2 separate regions of the Homo sapiens genome follow, and region 1 is linked to region 2. The links are chromatin loops, found by intact Hi-C in ENCODE. Cell type or tissue: pancreas. All regions are shown on one strand. Each heading gives the region's core, and the rest is flanking DNA. Links, peaks and the distances in the headings are about the cores only.

The links. A loop is a pair of places that touch in the nucleus more often than their neighbours do. Peaks named below come from ENCODE experiments on the same cell type or tissue, not always from the same donor. Only the 100,000 strongest peaks of a DNase experiment are listed, where the experiment ranks them.
Region 1: a loop joins it to region 2, with 2.0 times the contacts of the local background. A loop is called at or near these places in 12 of 110 quality-filtered maps.

The regions. Positions count from the first base shown.
Region 1 is chr17:78,001,132-78,008,885 of GRCh38, reverse strand. It overlaps TNRC6C (trinucleotide repeat containing adaptor 6C), which reads right to left. Exons shown (of 23, transcript NM_001142640.2): 2 at 4,617-4,716; 3 at 3,807-3,828. The coding sequence starts at 4,679. Among named protein-coding and RNA genes, the nearest start is that of TNRC6C, 46 kb to the right of the region's middle. In pancreas, for the core only: no CTCF peak of the experiment used is centred there; no DNase peak of the experiment used is centred there.
Region 2 is chr17:77,925,702-77,933,455 of GRCh38, reverse strand. LOC105371909 (a long non-coding RNA gene) reads right to left here and starts at 7,184. Exons shown (of 3, transcript XR_935002.3): 1 at 6,948-7,184. RefSeq lists enhancers at 1,245-1,856, 2,829-3,774. In pancreas, for the core only: no CTCF peak of the experiment used is centred there; a DNase peak (open chromatin) is centred at 3,325.

The DNA.
Region 1 (7,754 bases), core at 2,235-6,234, 75 kb before region 2:
TATGTATATGAATTCATAGAGAGATGCATTCAAGGATGGCTAACTGTTAATGGGTAAATATCTCAGGACAGAGGAATTTCGAGTGAACTTTAATTTCTCTTTAGATAATCTCAAATTATTTTCAATCAGAATATATAACTTTTGTTTTTCATCACAGGAGGGAAAAATAAGAAAAAGTTGACTACAACAACAACCCAACACTCTGAGACAACTAAGGAAAAGGCCTCCAGGTTTAGAAACATGCCCAGACTCCTTAGGAGTGCAGGATGTCAACCCCACTGGAGGGTTTGCAGACTTAGAGGCATAGAGGAAAATCAAGGGGGAGTCAAGAGGAAGAAACTGATGAAAGCCAAAGTGAATCAACTATTTGAGTGAAAACCCCCGGGGCTGAATAAAAGTGTATCTCCTGGCTGCAGAGAAAACGTGGTTCCCATGATCACATCAGGGTAGGATGGGGGTATGAATGTTGGCAGCATAGTGTTTCACACAAACGTACTCACTTGGCCTGAATCTTAAAAAGAAAATGACCCAAAGATATCACAGGTCAGAATTTGAAAAGATAGCCAGGAACAAAATTTCTGTTCAGTGGTAATTTTACAAAGCAGACTTCCTAGAAATCTAATTTTCAAATTTGTTGGGGGAGGGTAGGAAAGCATGCTACATATTATATTAAGTTATTCAAAAAACATATATTTCCAGTTAGCTTCAGTTCGGCATTAGTCTTTTAAATAAGAATTCATAGTTCAAGTTTGATGGTTATAGCCAGATGCAAACATTTTTTTAAGTATAATTAATGCTATAATGGAGACTCATCTATTAAGAACGGATTAGACTAGTTAATATTCTCCAGGAGAAGGTAGAGGAGTATCATAGATGAGCATGTCATATATTCTAAAAAGTTCCTTGAAAATGTTTAAAACAAATCCAAATTTAAAGCATTTCTATTATTGAGAAAATTAAGTCAAATATAATGCTAAATAATTGGGGCATGGCTTTACGAATGCTACTAGTTGAGTGGTGTGTAATATTGCAGAGTAAGGGAATTTCTAATTGATTTGGTCTAGTTTGAGCTAATTATCAAAACCAAAATTATTCAAACTTCTACAATGTTGATTGATTCAGTATATTATGCAATCTAATTTATAACTGCAGCTTCTCTCTTAAGAGTATCCAACTCTCGGACTCTCTCAAATTGCTAAACACTTTCCTATATTCAAACAACTCAGGGCCTTGAGACTTCTGGGTGCTGCCTTGTGGCAAATGTGGCCCCTGCCCTCATAGACACACAATCTGGAGCAGGGGAGGGAAGTCAAAATGCTAGAATGTTAGGAAAGCATCAATTTTATGTGTGAACACTAATACTAGTACTATAACATGTATCATAGGTACAGTCAGGCCAACCTGTGTCACCCGACAAAAGTGTCCAGTCAGAAAGTTGGAACCAATATTTCTCAGGCAATGAATTTTGGTTTGAACCAGTAATAATGAAGAGTCTGAGAAAAACGTAAACCTTGATGCTGCTAATATTCATCAATGAATTACCTAGCAGTACTGTTAGATTATTTATAATTCAAAAAGCATTTTTTGTTTGGAAAGACATTAATTATTACTACAACCCATTCTAAGGCTAGTTAGTAGTTACTGATAAACTGTACCCAAAGGAACAGTATTTTAGAGGATATAGAAGGAGAAGAGAAAAATCCAGTAGAGTTTGGAGTTAGCAATGAAAATTCTCAACAGAGGCCAGGTGCGGTGGCTCACGCCTGTAATCCCAGCACTTTGGCAGGCCGAGGTGGGGGGGAATCATTTGAGGTCAGGAGTTCGAGACCAACCTGGCCAACATGGTGAAACCCTGTCTCTACTAAAAATACAAAAAATTAGCTGGGTGTGGCCATGCGTGCCTGTAACCCCAGCTTATGGGGTGGGGGTGGGGTGATGCTGAGGCAGGAGAACCACTTGAACCTGAGGGGTGGAGGTTGCAGTGAGCCGAGATCATGCCACTGTACTCCACCCAGCCTGGGCGATAGAGCAAGACTCCATCTCAAAAAAAAAAAAAATAAATAAATAAATAAATAAAAGAAAATTCTCATCAGAACAGTAATAGAAAATGATAGCTCTGCGTAAAGTGGTGGGACAATGTAATTCACAATCACTGTTCAGTAATAAGCAATTTGTTACTACTTGAGTAGAAAACAGTGACAATGATGAAGAATATAGCTGGTACTAAACCAGACAGAAAAATTCAAGAAGAAGGAAGAAGAAGAAAGAAGAAGAAGGAAGAAGGAGGAAGAAGGAAGAAGGAAGAAGAAGGAAGAAGGAAGAAGGAAGAAGAAGAAGAAGAAGAAGAAGAAGAAGAAGAAGAAGAAGAAGAAGAAGAAGAAGAAGAAGAAGAAAGAAGAAGAAGAAGAAGAAATGGATGATCCAGAACAGTTAACTCTGTATTTTGAAATGACAATAGTAAGAAACCATTGTTTTTCATTCAAGATCATAAATTCATACACAACTATGTACCATAAACCTTTTGGACCCTTCTGGAAAAGTGTTATGTAAATTCACAGTGCTTCTGAGAGTATAACAGAGAAAAATGTCCTTTTTGCTATGCTGCTTTTTAATATTCATTGAGCATTAACTCCCTCTCTTCATGTGACTCTAGTCTAGAGGTTCAGAGACCTGGACTCCCTCAAGTCTTGCCTTTACCATTAACTGGTTCTTAACCAAGAACCAGCCTCTTAATTCACACTAGGAGATTATCTGTAAACGAATTCCTTTCCTGTTCAGCTATGAAGTTCAAATGAGATAATACACATAACCTTAACTTTGAAAATTATAAAATGTCTCACAAAAGCATAGTATTAGCTGTGAGAGTGCATGTGTCTACATGTACAGTTGTGTACATGTGATGGTCCAGTGGAAAAAAACTTCAGAATAACAGTTATAGTAAACCTTTACTGAGCACCAATTATATGCTAGATACTGAGTCATTTTCCTGCATGATCTCAATTAGTCTTTTTTTTTTACATTTTATTTTGAATTGACAAATAATCGTATTAAGTCTTTGTAACAGCTTTATGAGGTAGGAACCATTCACTACCTTTCTCATTTTAAATATGAGATACTGAAGCCTAAAGAAGTGAAGTAACTTGTCCCAAATTAAACAGAGCTAGTTTATGTGACTCCTGAGTGGGTGCTCTTAACCACTGGGAAATAACTAAACATACAGGTATAAAAGGAAGAGGCTTGGAGTATGGCTTTCAGTTTGTTCATTCTGAATCTCCAGCACATCATAGGAGTTCCTGAGTAACAGTGAGAAATGCGTGTGTTTCCACCAACACCTTTTATGATAACCAGCAAATTCTGGACTTGGAGGATAAAAAGAGAAATCTTTTACATATCAATAAGCAAAGAGGGAATCCAGAAAGAATATATCTTTTTTATTATAAAGGATAGTTGGCAATGAGAAATTGGAACCTTAAAAAAATGCAGATATCCTTTGGTTGTTCTTATTCAAACTGAATCAACTTTATCAGTTCGATCCTGTTTGGTGGAAATCAAAAGAAAATTTAAAAGCATTGTTTGGAAAGCTAATATAACATTCTTCAGACATTTTTAGATTAACCAAATACCAATGAGATGCAGATGTAAAACCAGTGATAAATGAGGAATTTCACAATGAATAATAAAAAATAGTTTCAAAGGCAGGCTTAGATTCTCGTTTTTTAACCATCAATTTAAAAAAAAAAGTCATCCTGGTCATAAAAATTTTGGTACCGCCATAAATGTACCCCCCTAAATATAAATAAACTTACCTTTGGTTTTTTGATCAGCAGCCTGAAAAAAAAAAAAGAGAGAGAAAGAAAGAAAGAAACTCTTTAGGAATAATGTGTAGAATGTACACATCTATGAAAGTTTATAAGCAAACTTTTAGTATTGAAAATTTTAAAAATGAGTTTTTGCCCAGTTAATTTATTACAATTTATTAGTGGGAAAAATGTGTACATGCCATTGATTATATACCAATGTTAATCTAAAGGCAAAAAATTCTATCTGGAGCTCATTTAAACTCTATAATTTTAACAGGCTCTAATAGGTATACTGTTTAAACTACAAGATACATTAAACTAGGTAAGAACAAAGACAAATGGCATAACTTGGTATTTTAAATGCCATAAAATTCAAGCTTGACTATGAAGTTTACAGTAGGGCTTTTATTTTTAATCTTTACTAATAGGATTCGTAAAAGAACATTTGCCAAAGCTGCAAAAAAAAAATATTTCTAGCTTTTCTAATAAGATCAGTTGAATGGCCCTTCTTCATTTATTAGACATGGTTGTTCAGGACAGTTCATTTTAAGTAGAACAACATGGACACACTTCACCACCAGCAACTAAAACACAGCTTCCTTAAAACACAGCTCTAACACTTCCAGTTCCAAGTTAGACATTTACGGCTGTCACCTGTATTTATTTCACCAGTAGGATATCTATTATTCGCTAATTATAGACTTGGCATATTGATTTAAAAAGTAACAGAATGAAACCTTGTCATATAATGGCTATGATGATGCAAATGAGACACACAATGATACAAAGACAATGAAGCAGGAACTTCAGCCAAACCTTTTTCTGAGCACCTTCCTTCTTTTTCTTTTCTTCCTGCTTTTTCTTTTTCTTTTCTTCCATCAAACGTTCCTCTTCTTGTGTTTCTTGCTCTTTCTCCCTATTAAATACAAAGAAAACTAGTATAAGTTTGATGATCATGTTAAGTCAAACAATGAAAAAGCACTAGCTGCTCCAAATCTTAAGTCAGAATTTCGCATATGGTATACAGGAGGACCCTCTGAGAAGGTGCTAGAAAGGGACACTTCCCTAACAGCACTGCAGGTTGCCCTGACTTCTTCAGTAGCCGGCTGTCTCATTCATTCAGTCCACATTGTTGAACACCAACCCATCATCAGGCATTGCTGGGGATAAGGGTATGATATGGAGTAAGATACAGCTCCTACAGTCCAGCCCCTAGTCTGGTCTCGAATACCTGGGCTCAAGCGATCTCCTGCCCTGGCCTCCCAAAGTGCTGGGATTACCAGTGTGACGCACCAAGCCTGGCCATGCTTTATTTTTTCCACTTGATCTCTAGGGTTCTGAAATTTCAGGGTGATGTATCTTTTCTCCCCCATTATTTGTGCTTGGCATTTGGCTGATGCTTTCAGCTCATACCTTTCAGTTCTCTATTTTCTTGAAAACACCTTCCTTCTGTTTCTAAATAACAACATATTGAATCTCTTGGATTGATCACCTGTAACTTGTTGTTTCTCTTATGTTTTCTACTCTTTTATTGGTGCTTCTATTTTGAGGGTGCTTGATTCAACTTGATCTTCTAATCCTTCTACTGAGTTTTTTATTGTGATGTTTAAAATTGTTAACCTTCTTGTGCTCTTGAATGCTCCTTTTCCACAACACCCTGTTCTTGTTTTAGGTATGCAAAATCATCTCTATTCTTTTCTCTGAAAATCTTCTAAGTTTTCTGCATATCTTTTTTCCTTCTCTGGATGCCTCTTCCCTTAGATACTCTCTGATCTGAAAGCCTTTCCTCAACTCTGTAGTAACCCTTGGTTGTCTGTTCAGGCACTGAAATACCAATTAGGGGCTTTGTATGTATGGGATGGATTTCCTTCGCAGTGGGTTTTGCTTTAGGGATATTAGGTAGGGAACTGGCTGTTTTACCAGTCCAACCTCAAATGCCAAAACATGTAGTTTCCCCCACCTGATCACCAGGGTGCTTTATCTATAGTATTAGCTACTAGACCCTAACCACCCAGAATTGCACCACTGCTGAAATTTTAGATGCCACTATCCCGCATTCTGACCATAACTTCCTATTCTTATCACTATTTACATGGCACCTGTTCTTGATCCTCACTGAATCTTCCCATTTCCTGACTCTTCCTTTTTCTTCTAAGCTATTTTAATCACTTCTTTTCCTAGAGAGTCTACACCTCAAGTCCATCTCATATGTTCACTAATTCAATCACTGAAGAACTATACAACTAACATGTGCTATTTATTGTAGTAAGCACCAGGGACAAAAACAAGGATGGAGGGAGGTGGGGACTGATTCATTTAATAAGTATTTTCTGAAGAAAAGCTTTGTTTATTTTTGTAAACAGAGATGGCGTGCTATGTTGTCCAGGCTAGTCTCGAACTCCTGGCCTCAAGTGATCCTCCCACCTCAGCCTCCCAAAGTGCTGGGATTACAGGTGTGGGCCACCACACCCAGCCTGAACAATAGCTTTATAAGTGCTCTGGGATTATAGCAGGAAGCAAGATAAGAATACATATACTTTCAAAGATATTTACAAAAATCAGTAAAACAAATTATCGCTATTACAACAGCAACAAGTATAAAATGCAGTGAGAATTTGACAAGATGAACATCTGCATCTGCCTGGGCGCTGGCCTCCTGCAAAGGCTATTTTTCTGTTACAGTCGGGAGCCACATGTCCTGGCTTTAAATGAGATTATGAGCTTCCTCTGTCCTCTGGACTATAAGTGCCTTGGTAGGAGGACTCTTTCTCTGCGGCCCTGAGAAGAATCTGTTACTCTTCAGGGCATTTCTGGTACCAATTTCTGGTATATAATCTCAGCTGAAATTTACAGTGGAGAAAATCTGTAAGTTTTCCTTTTAAGGAAAACTTTATTTTCTGATATGATCAAGTAGTATTTAAAAAGTTACTGTCTACCTTGCACAGTGAAATTATAAACTTGGATTTGAAAAGTGTTTTCACCTATTAAAAGAAAAAAAAAACAAATGTATCAATTAAATGGAGAGTCAATTTGTATTTTTTCTAAGTTGTAAAATAAATTTATAAGTCAAGAAGCAAGGAGAATAAAGAAAAGGAATGGCCAGACTGGGAAAATTTTACTTTTTAATCACAGAACTTTTTCTTTTTAAAATTACGTTTAAATATACATGATCAACATACATTTGTAAATATAATCTTATCATGCTTCCCCCCAGGACAATATTTGCTTTCCTGTTTCTGACATGCTTGGCATCCCTTATCTACTTTCTCCCCCTTCCATATCCCTGTCAAATATCTCCTCCCCCCATGACCCACGTTAAAACCACCTAGATTCATATCTTTGTTTTTGTCCCTGCTCGTGTAACTGTATAAAAACATATATACTTAAACATTTTTACAAAGATTTTATTGGATCACTGTTGGTATAACTGGGATTATGTTATAGAAACTTTTTTGCAACTTGCTTTTCTCATTCAATACTTGCAGGGAAGGAGGATCTCCCTTCTCTCTCCCTCCCCCTACTGAGATGTCCAATCTGTTATTTCTAATGGCTCCATAATGTACCATGGTGTGAATGTTATCATATTATTCAGTCATTCTTCTATTCATACATCTTCACCTCCTTTCCAGTATACCGCCACTGCAAAGAACTCCAGCTGTCCTATCCAGCTCTGCTGAAGAGAAAAGCATCCCTTCGATTGGTGTTTCAGCTTATGTTTCAGTAGCAACGGCAACTAGGTAAGGAGGAAATCTGATATGGGCTCAACTGCTGGGCCCAGAGCAAGTTTGAAGGGCCAAATTGGATATAAATTACCTATACCTCATATGGTATGGTGAGGTATACTATAGTGGATCCCTCTGTACTGAGTTTTATTAGGAAGAAAACATTTTTTAATAACTTGGGTTTTCCCTTTGTTTCTTTCATTCTCAAATAATTTAGCAATCACAAGATTAG
Region 2 (7,754 bases), core at 1,586-5,585:
AGTTGAATGTCAAGTTGAGCTTCAGACATGCAGCTGGATTCTTCATATTGAAAGAAGTTGGATTTCTTTCCTGTGAGCTCTCAAAGTGGTGGAGACTCAGGTCATGTTCTAACGAGGCTTTTCAAGAGTTTCAAAAACTGGAAGGAAACTGCGAGGAAGGAGATGGACTTAGTGGTGCCAGGACAGAAGGTGAGCAGGAGAGGAGACCAGAAGAAAGGATGGCGTGGCAGGTCAAAGCTAAGGTAAGATACTCTCTTCCATGTGTGTTTTGGGTGGTGAGAAAGGAAGGATAAAACCAGCCCTGGAAGGTTTCTTTTTCTTTTCTTCTTCTTCTTCTTTTTTTTTTTTTTTTTTTTTTTTTTGAGACAGTCTTGCTCTTGTCGCTCAGGCTGGAGCTCTTGTTGCACAGGCTGGAGTGCAGTGGCGTGATCCCAGCTCACTGCAACCTCCGCCCCCTGGGTTCAAGTGATTCTCCTGCCTCAGCCTCCCGAGTAGATGGGATTACAGGTGCCCGCCATCACGCCTGGCGAATGTTTGTATTTTTAGTAGAGGCAGGGTTTTACCATGTTGGCCAGGCTGGTCTCAAACTCCTGACCTTAGGTGATCTGCCCCCCTTGGCCTCCCAAAGTGCTGGGATTACAGGCGTGAGCCACCTGGCCCGACCAGTCCTGGAATGTTTCTGAGAGCAGAGCTGGCACCTGGGCCTAGAGAGCTTTCTGAAGCCTGCGTCACAGAAGAGCAGGAGCTGTGTTTTTCAAACTGCTGAAGGACACCCACCAGGTTTCAAAATCCGGGTTGTGGGTTGTGAAAACTAGAATTAGAATAGTATAGAAAAGATAATGTTGGCCAGGTTCGGTGGCTCACACCTGTAATCTCAGCCCTTTGGGAGGCTGAGGTGGAGGATCACTTGAGCCCGGAAGTTCAAGACCAACCTGAGCAACACAGTGAGACCCTGTATCTACAAAAACATTAAAAAATTAGCTAGACGTGGTGATGTGTGCTTGGTGTCCCAGCTACTTGGGAGGCTGAGGTGGGAGGATCACTTGAGGCTGAGAGGTTGAGGCTATATTGACCCATGATCATGCCACTGCACTCCAGCCTGGGTGACAGAGCAAAACTCTGTCTCAAAAAAAAAAAAAAAAAAAAAAAAAAAAAAATATATATATATATATATATATATATATATATATATATATAAAACCTAGGCCGGGCACGGTGGCTCACGCCTGTAATCCCAGCACTTTGGGAGACTGATGTGGGCAGATCACCTGAGGTCAGGAGTTCGAGACCAGCCTGTCCAACAAGGCAAAACCCTGTCTTTACTAAAAATGCAAACCTTAGCTGGGTGTGGTGGCGGGCGCCTGTAATCCCAGCTACTCGGGAGGCTGAGGCAGGGAGAATCGCTTGAACCTGGGAGGCAGAGGTTGCGGTGAGCTGAGATCGTGCCGTTGCACTCCAGCCTGGGCAACAGAGTGAGACTCTGTCTTAAAAAAAAAAAAAAGGAAAGAAAAGAAAAGAAAAATAGAATAGAAAATACTAGTGCACAAGGCTGTGTCAAGGTATGCTCTTTTGTGACCTTCAATGCACACTGCTTGTGCGATTCACTTTCTCTCTGCCACGTGCCGTGCATGGGCTGCAGGCCCTGTCTTCGCTCAAGTATTTTGGGGACAGGCCCCAGAAGAGGTGCAGGTGGAAGTGTTTGGCCAGAGGGGCCCTTCAAAGCCTCTCAGCACCCAGCCCACCCCTCAGGGCCTGGACCCGCCTCTTCCCTGCTGCCTTTGACCTGGGAAAAACAGTGCTTGCCCAAGTAGAACAGTGGCTCCACATTCCACATTCCCGGGGAGAAGCGGGGAGTCTGGCCCACAGGGAGGTGTGTCTATCTCTAGCTTGTTTAGTGAAACAAGGAAGGAGTTGGGGCAGCAAGTCTCCGCGGATATGCCTCTTGTATCTGAGCTTGGGTCTGTGCGTGTGTCCGCTGAGAAGCCGCCGGTGCTTCCTGAAGCCGCTGGGGAAGGACGTCCCCCGGGCCTCCGAGGAAACTTCCCAAGGCGGGGAACTTGATTCTTCCACAGCTGCCTTGGTGGATACCCACTCCTTTGCAGCCAAGACCTATCCAGGCCAGCCCCACTGAGTGTGTGTGTGAGAGAACGGAGGGTGTGTGTGCAGTGTGGATGTGTGTGGATGTGAGAGAGACTCAGAAAGAGAGGAGGGGATGGATGGAGGCGTGTGTGTGCATGGGCACGTGCGTGTTCACCAACGTGTCCGAAGAAAGCCTTTGCCAGGCAAAAGCAAGCAGGAAGAGAGCAAGAACCTCTCCATGTACTATATTCTCTGATGACCCTTTTAAATATATGACAAACAGTTAAAACAAAAGCCCATTTAGCTTTTATGCCTGTGATTCGTGGTATCCATCCCAGTTAATTACAGTGATTTAAAAACATCTGCATTTAATAAAGAACCTTCCTCTCCCCCAGTTCTCAGCCCACCCCGCTCCCAACCCCAGTCTTTCTTCAGGCCACTGGGCTAATGCAGTAATTACATCTCCATGCCAGGCCACAGCTGAGGGATGGCAGAAGGGGAGGCTTCATCAGGCGGGGAAGGCAAAGTAGGGATGGGCGGGGCAGGGAGGTAGGGCTGGGGTGGGAGGGGGAGAGAGTTGGGGAGGGGGAGCTTGTGGGGCAGGGCAGGTTGGAGCTGGGTGGGGAAGGTGGGGCTGGGGGAGGTGGGGTAGGGGCAGAACTGGGGCCTGGGGAGCTGCAGGGGGGAAGCTGGGACGAAGGGAGCTGGAATGGAGGTAGCGGGAGGCTTGAGGCAGAGCTGGGTTGGGGGGAGGTTTTGGGGAGCCGAGTCAGGCCTTCTCTCTAGCAGAGGAATCCTAGGTTGGGAGGATTCAAATCCAGAGACTAGGAAATGGGTATATTCAAAGCCCTTTATTCATTCTGGGTCATAGGATTGTTTATTTCACAAAAAGGGAGACTGAGGCAAGGCAAGGGACTTCACTCTTCACCCTGGGGCCCTCCCTTTGCTTCAGGAAGGAGGCTGGGAGTGGTAGAGAGAAGGGCAGGAGACCGAGAACAGAGAGGCGAGTGGAAAAGCCTCCAGACAGGGGAGCCAGTCCTAGGGCCAGAACGTTCTTTTTAAAAATGTGATGCGCTGGCCTCCGGCTCCCTCCTGCTGCCCTGGTGATGTGTTTGTGGCCCATGCTTGGGGCTGTGCCTGTCACTGGTCACATGGACTCCTCGGTGGACATCAGGAGGCTCAGTGGCCTCCTGGACACACAGCCTTGGGTGAGTCCCAGCCTGCCATGGACAAGCAGAAAGGATCCTGGCCGGGCCCCGGGGAAGGGAGTGTGGGCCACAGCCCTGCAGGGAGTCTGGCCTCGGTCGAGGGGCAGGTGGGCCTGGGGGTCTGGCTGAGGACTGCAAGGTGCCAGCCCTTTGCTCAGGAATCCCCGTTCCCGCAGCTGCTGACCACAGTGCAGCGCACTGCCCACTGCCTCCCCTGGCAGGTCTCTCACCTTGCCCCAAACGCCACCTTCAGTGCAGGAGTAGCTGATGGCTGCCTGATTTCAGTGGAGGAGAAAAACTGAACACCTGATTCTACGGAGCAGTTCGGGGCTTTGGAAGATCTGGGAGATGTGGGGACCCTGGGAGAGGAAGAAGGATGGGCACAGCAAGGAAGAGGGAGGAGAAACCAGCTTTGGGGTCTGGAGAAGGAGGGCAAGGTCCTGGTGGCCCTGTGTGGGGGTCTTGGGGAATGACACATTCCCAAGTTCAAGTGCAAGACCTCCGCTCTCAGAAAGAGGGGTGTGGGGGCCAAGGAGGAAGGAGGGAGACTGGCACTTGGGCATTACCCAGGGCTGGCATCCTTCTGGCCTCAATACCTGCAGCCAGGAAGTGACTCCTCCCTGTAACCCTGCCCGCAGCCCCCATTTCCTGATCCCAGGGGTAGAGACTCCTGGCGCTGGAGGGCAGGCAATAGGCCCCTAAAAAACCCGTAAAGCTGCTTCTGGATGGGAGAAGTCTGTGGGTGGACTCTCACGCAGGAAGGGGGATGTTGATGGACAAGAAAGAAATGACTGCACCCTGCAGTGTTGGAAGCAGGCTTTGGAGGCCAGCAGCCCCTCTGAGGACCAGCTGGGATCATGGTGGTGGTGTCCGACTGGAGAGGACCTGCGTCAGGCTGGGGCCTGCTGTTCCCAGAGGGAGAACTGTGGGGTCTCTGTGCCTCTCCCAGGTTGGAACTGAGAATGAACTTTGCTTCCTGAGGTTGCCTTTTTCCAAAGCTGCAATCTTCCTTCAACTTCTGTTCTCCACAGCCAAGAAAGAGAAGATCAGAGAATGCATTCTCAGTGGGGTTCAGGTGGCCCTGCTGGGCCCCACAGCCACCTGCTGGGACCAGGCTCAGATAAAACCCAGAGGATCAGACCACAGGAACACCATCAAAGCCAGCTACTCCCTTGTGGCCCTTCGACAGCAGCCTGGGGGAGGGGGGATCGGTGGGGTGCACCTGCTGGAGCCCACATTCCCAGGGAGGGTGAAAGGAGACTCAAAAAAGCCAGCCTCTCAGGGGTTACTCCTTCCAGGAGAAAATAAACCTTTTCTCCTTTCTTTTCTTTCTTTTTCTTTTTTCTTTTCTTTTCTTTTCTTTCTTTTTTTCTTTTTTTTTTTGAGACAGGTTTAGTGGTGCCATCACAGCTCACTGTAGCCTCAGCTTCCCAGGCTCAAGCTATCCTCCCACCTTAGCCTACCAAGTGGCTGGGGCTACAGCTGCATGCCACCACGCCTGGCTAATTTTTAAAATATGTTTTATAGAGATGAGGTTTCACCATGTTGCTTAGGCTGGTCTCAAACTCCTGGGCTCAAGCAGTCTGCCCACCTTGGCCTCCCAAAGTGCTGGGATTGCAGGCATGAGCCATCTTGCTCAGCTAGGAGACCTTTCTTCAGTTCCTTGAATGTAGGCTCGTAACCCATCCTCCTCTCTGCGCACCCTTCCCACTACCCTCCCCACACCCTGCTTCCTTTTCTTCATTCAGCATGTCCGTTTGCTTGTTGTTTCTCTCCCCAAGTGGAACATGAGCTCTGAGAGGGCAGGGAATGCACACTGGCTGGGTCTGCAGCAAACGCATGACTGGGGACGTGTCACAGATGCACACATGGGCACATGGCAACAGACGCAGCAAACGCACATTGCCCTCACGCTGCAGGCTCTGCAGAGGCTTTGTGTGACGCCTAGGCAGCAGATGCGGCCCTCTGGTTTTGATTCTGAGATCCCCTTGCCCGCTGTCCATCTTTGTCCTCTTCCACCCTCCCCATCCAGGCCTCCTGTCTGCCCCTTTCTAAGCCCTTTCCTTCTGAGTGGACAGGCGCCTGACACATCCTTCAGTTTCCCCTGCAGAGTGCCATGGATCCTCTTCTTGGAATGAATTTGGATCCCCTGCAATGTCTGCCACACCTCCCTCAGGGGGCAGTCTCCCACGGCTTCACCTGTGTCTCTGCTCCTCTGGCCCATTCACGGATGGGAAGAGATGCCCTGAGCTCCTGCCCATGGGGGATTCCCAACTGACACTGTTCCCTGTCGCCTCCCCAGGTTCCAGCTCCCATTCTTCTTCTTTTTTTTTTGAGACAAAGTTTCACTCTTGTTGCCCTGGCTGGAGTGCGATGGTGTGATCTTGGCTCACTGCAATTTTCGCCTCCCCGGTTCAAGCAGTTCTCCTGCCTTAGCCTCCCGAGTAGCTGGCACTACAGTCACACACCACCACCCCTGGGTAGTTTTTAGTATTTTTACTAGTGACGGGCTTTCACCATGTTGGCCAGGCTGGTCTTGAACTCCTGAACTCAGATGATCCACCTGCCTTGGCCTCCCAAAGTGCTGGGATTACAGGCGTGAGCCACCACGCCCACCCCAGCCCCCTTCTTTTGAGGAAGCTGCCATGCCATTGCTGTCACCTGCTGACCCTGCCTCCCAGCCCCTGAGCAGCCCTGGCTCACCTCTCACCAGCATCGCATCCCCTGTGACCTCATCTCCTTGTGGGCGGCAACCCTTGACCTCCCTCTTACATTATAGCTACTTGTGTTTGTGTCTCTCTTCTCTAGGTCATCAGTACCTGCATAAAAGAGACTGGGTCTTTTTCCTCCTGGTAAGTTTGAACATAATGAGGTAGGAGGTGGGACCTGACTCCAGAGGTGGGGCTCAGACACTGGAACAGATTGAGGACTAGCTAAAACCAGACCAGTGCAGAAGCAGCTTTCCAGTCAGACATGGCCACCAGTGTGCTATGTCAGGTTCCCATTGCCATGGCAACAGCCGGGAATTACCGCCTCTTTCTATGACAATGTTGATGACCCAAAAGTTACTGCTCATTCCCTAGACATTTCTGCATAAACTGCCCCTTAATCTGCATGCAATTAAAAGTGGGTATAAATATGTCTGCTAACCTGCCCTGAGTGGCAGCTCTCAGCACACTGCCTATGGGGCAGCCCTGCTCTGCAGGGGCAGTCATGGAGCTGTCACGCAACTGTAACACTGCTGCTTCAACAAAGCCATTTTCTTCTACCCCCTGCTTGCCTTTGAATTATTTCCTGGGCAAGACCAAGAACCCTCATGGACTAAGCCCCATCTTACAGCTCGCTTGCCCTGCCTTAGTAGGACCTTGCGCGTCGTAGGTATCAAAGAATGTGTTGCTGAAGTGAGTTGAATCAAATCTGCCTTTCAGGAGTTTTCCCAAGTTTTGGTGGTAGGAGGCTGTAGGTGGAGTTGACCTCAGAGTGTTCTGATGGGGACCTCAAGTGAGAGATGGCAGACCTGTCCAGCCCCTCTCCATCAAGAGAAGGAAGAACCCTCCCGAGGAGGCAGCCTGGGTGGTGCTGGGATTTGGCCAAGACACTCCATCTGCTGGAAAGGCAACGGAAAGCTTCGAACCACTTTCTTTTGGCTTGTGAACTCACCGGCTAATTGACAAATGTGCGTCCTGTGCATGAGCTGCGAAGATTTTCCATGATCAGCAGAGCCCAGTGATATCTGGGGTTCACCAAGAGCTGTGGGGCCCTTTGTGTCTAGAAACTTCTGGCCATTGTCAGCAGAGAGGCCCCTGGTCGCTGTTCAGGGTCCTGCTCACTGGCAACCCATGACATACTGAGAGTCATCATTGTCCAATGCTGAGCACATAGTGAGTCCTCAAGAAATAGTTCTTGAATGAATGAGTGAGTGAGTGAGTGAAAGAACAAGAGAATAAAAGAACAAAATGAGACCATATGCTTTTTACACCAAGTTGTAAGTTCAATCCCTAACTGTGCCAAAAAGTTTTAATTCTTTCCAGAATTAAGGCCATGCCATGTGGTCCTATGAGGGCCTTCTCTGATTGTTTGTTTATCAGCGAATATTTATTGGGCTCCTACTAAGGGCAGGTTCTGAGCTCTAGCTGGACGCACCAGCCCAGCCATCGGATGGTGGGAAACCGTCTCTAAGCGCTGGAAGCTTATCAGCGTGGGTGGGGACAGCATCCCTGGCTGTGAGGAAGGGCAGCCCATTTCTTTCTTTCTTTCTTTCTTTCTTCCTTCCTTCCTTCCTTCCTTCCTTCCTTCCTTTCTTTCTTTTTTTTTTTTTTTGAGACAGAGTTTTGCTCTTGTTGCCCAGGCTGGAGTGCAATGGCGCGATCTCGGCTCACTGCAACCTCTGCCTCCCAGGTTCAAGCAATTCTCTCACCTCAGCCTCCCAAGTAGCTGGGATTACAGGCATGCGCCACCATGCCTGGC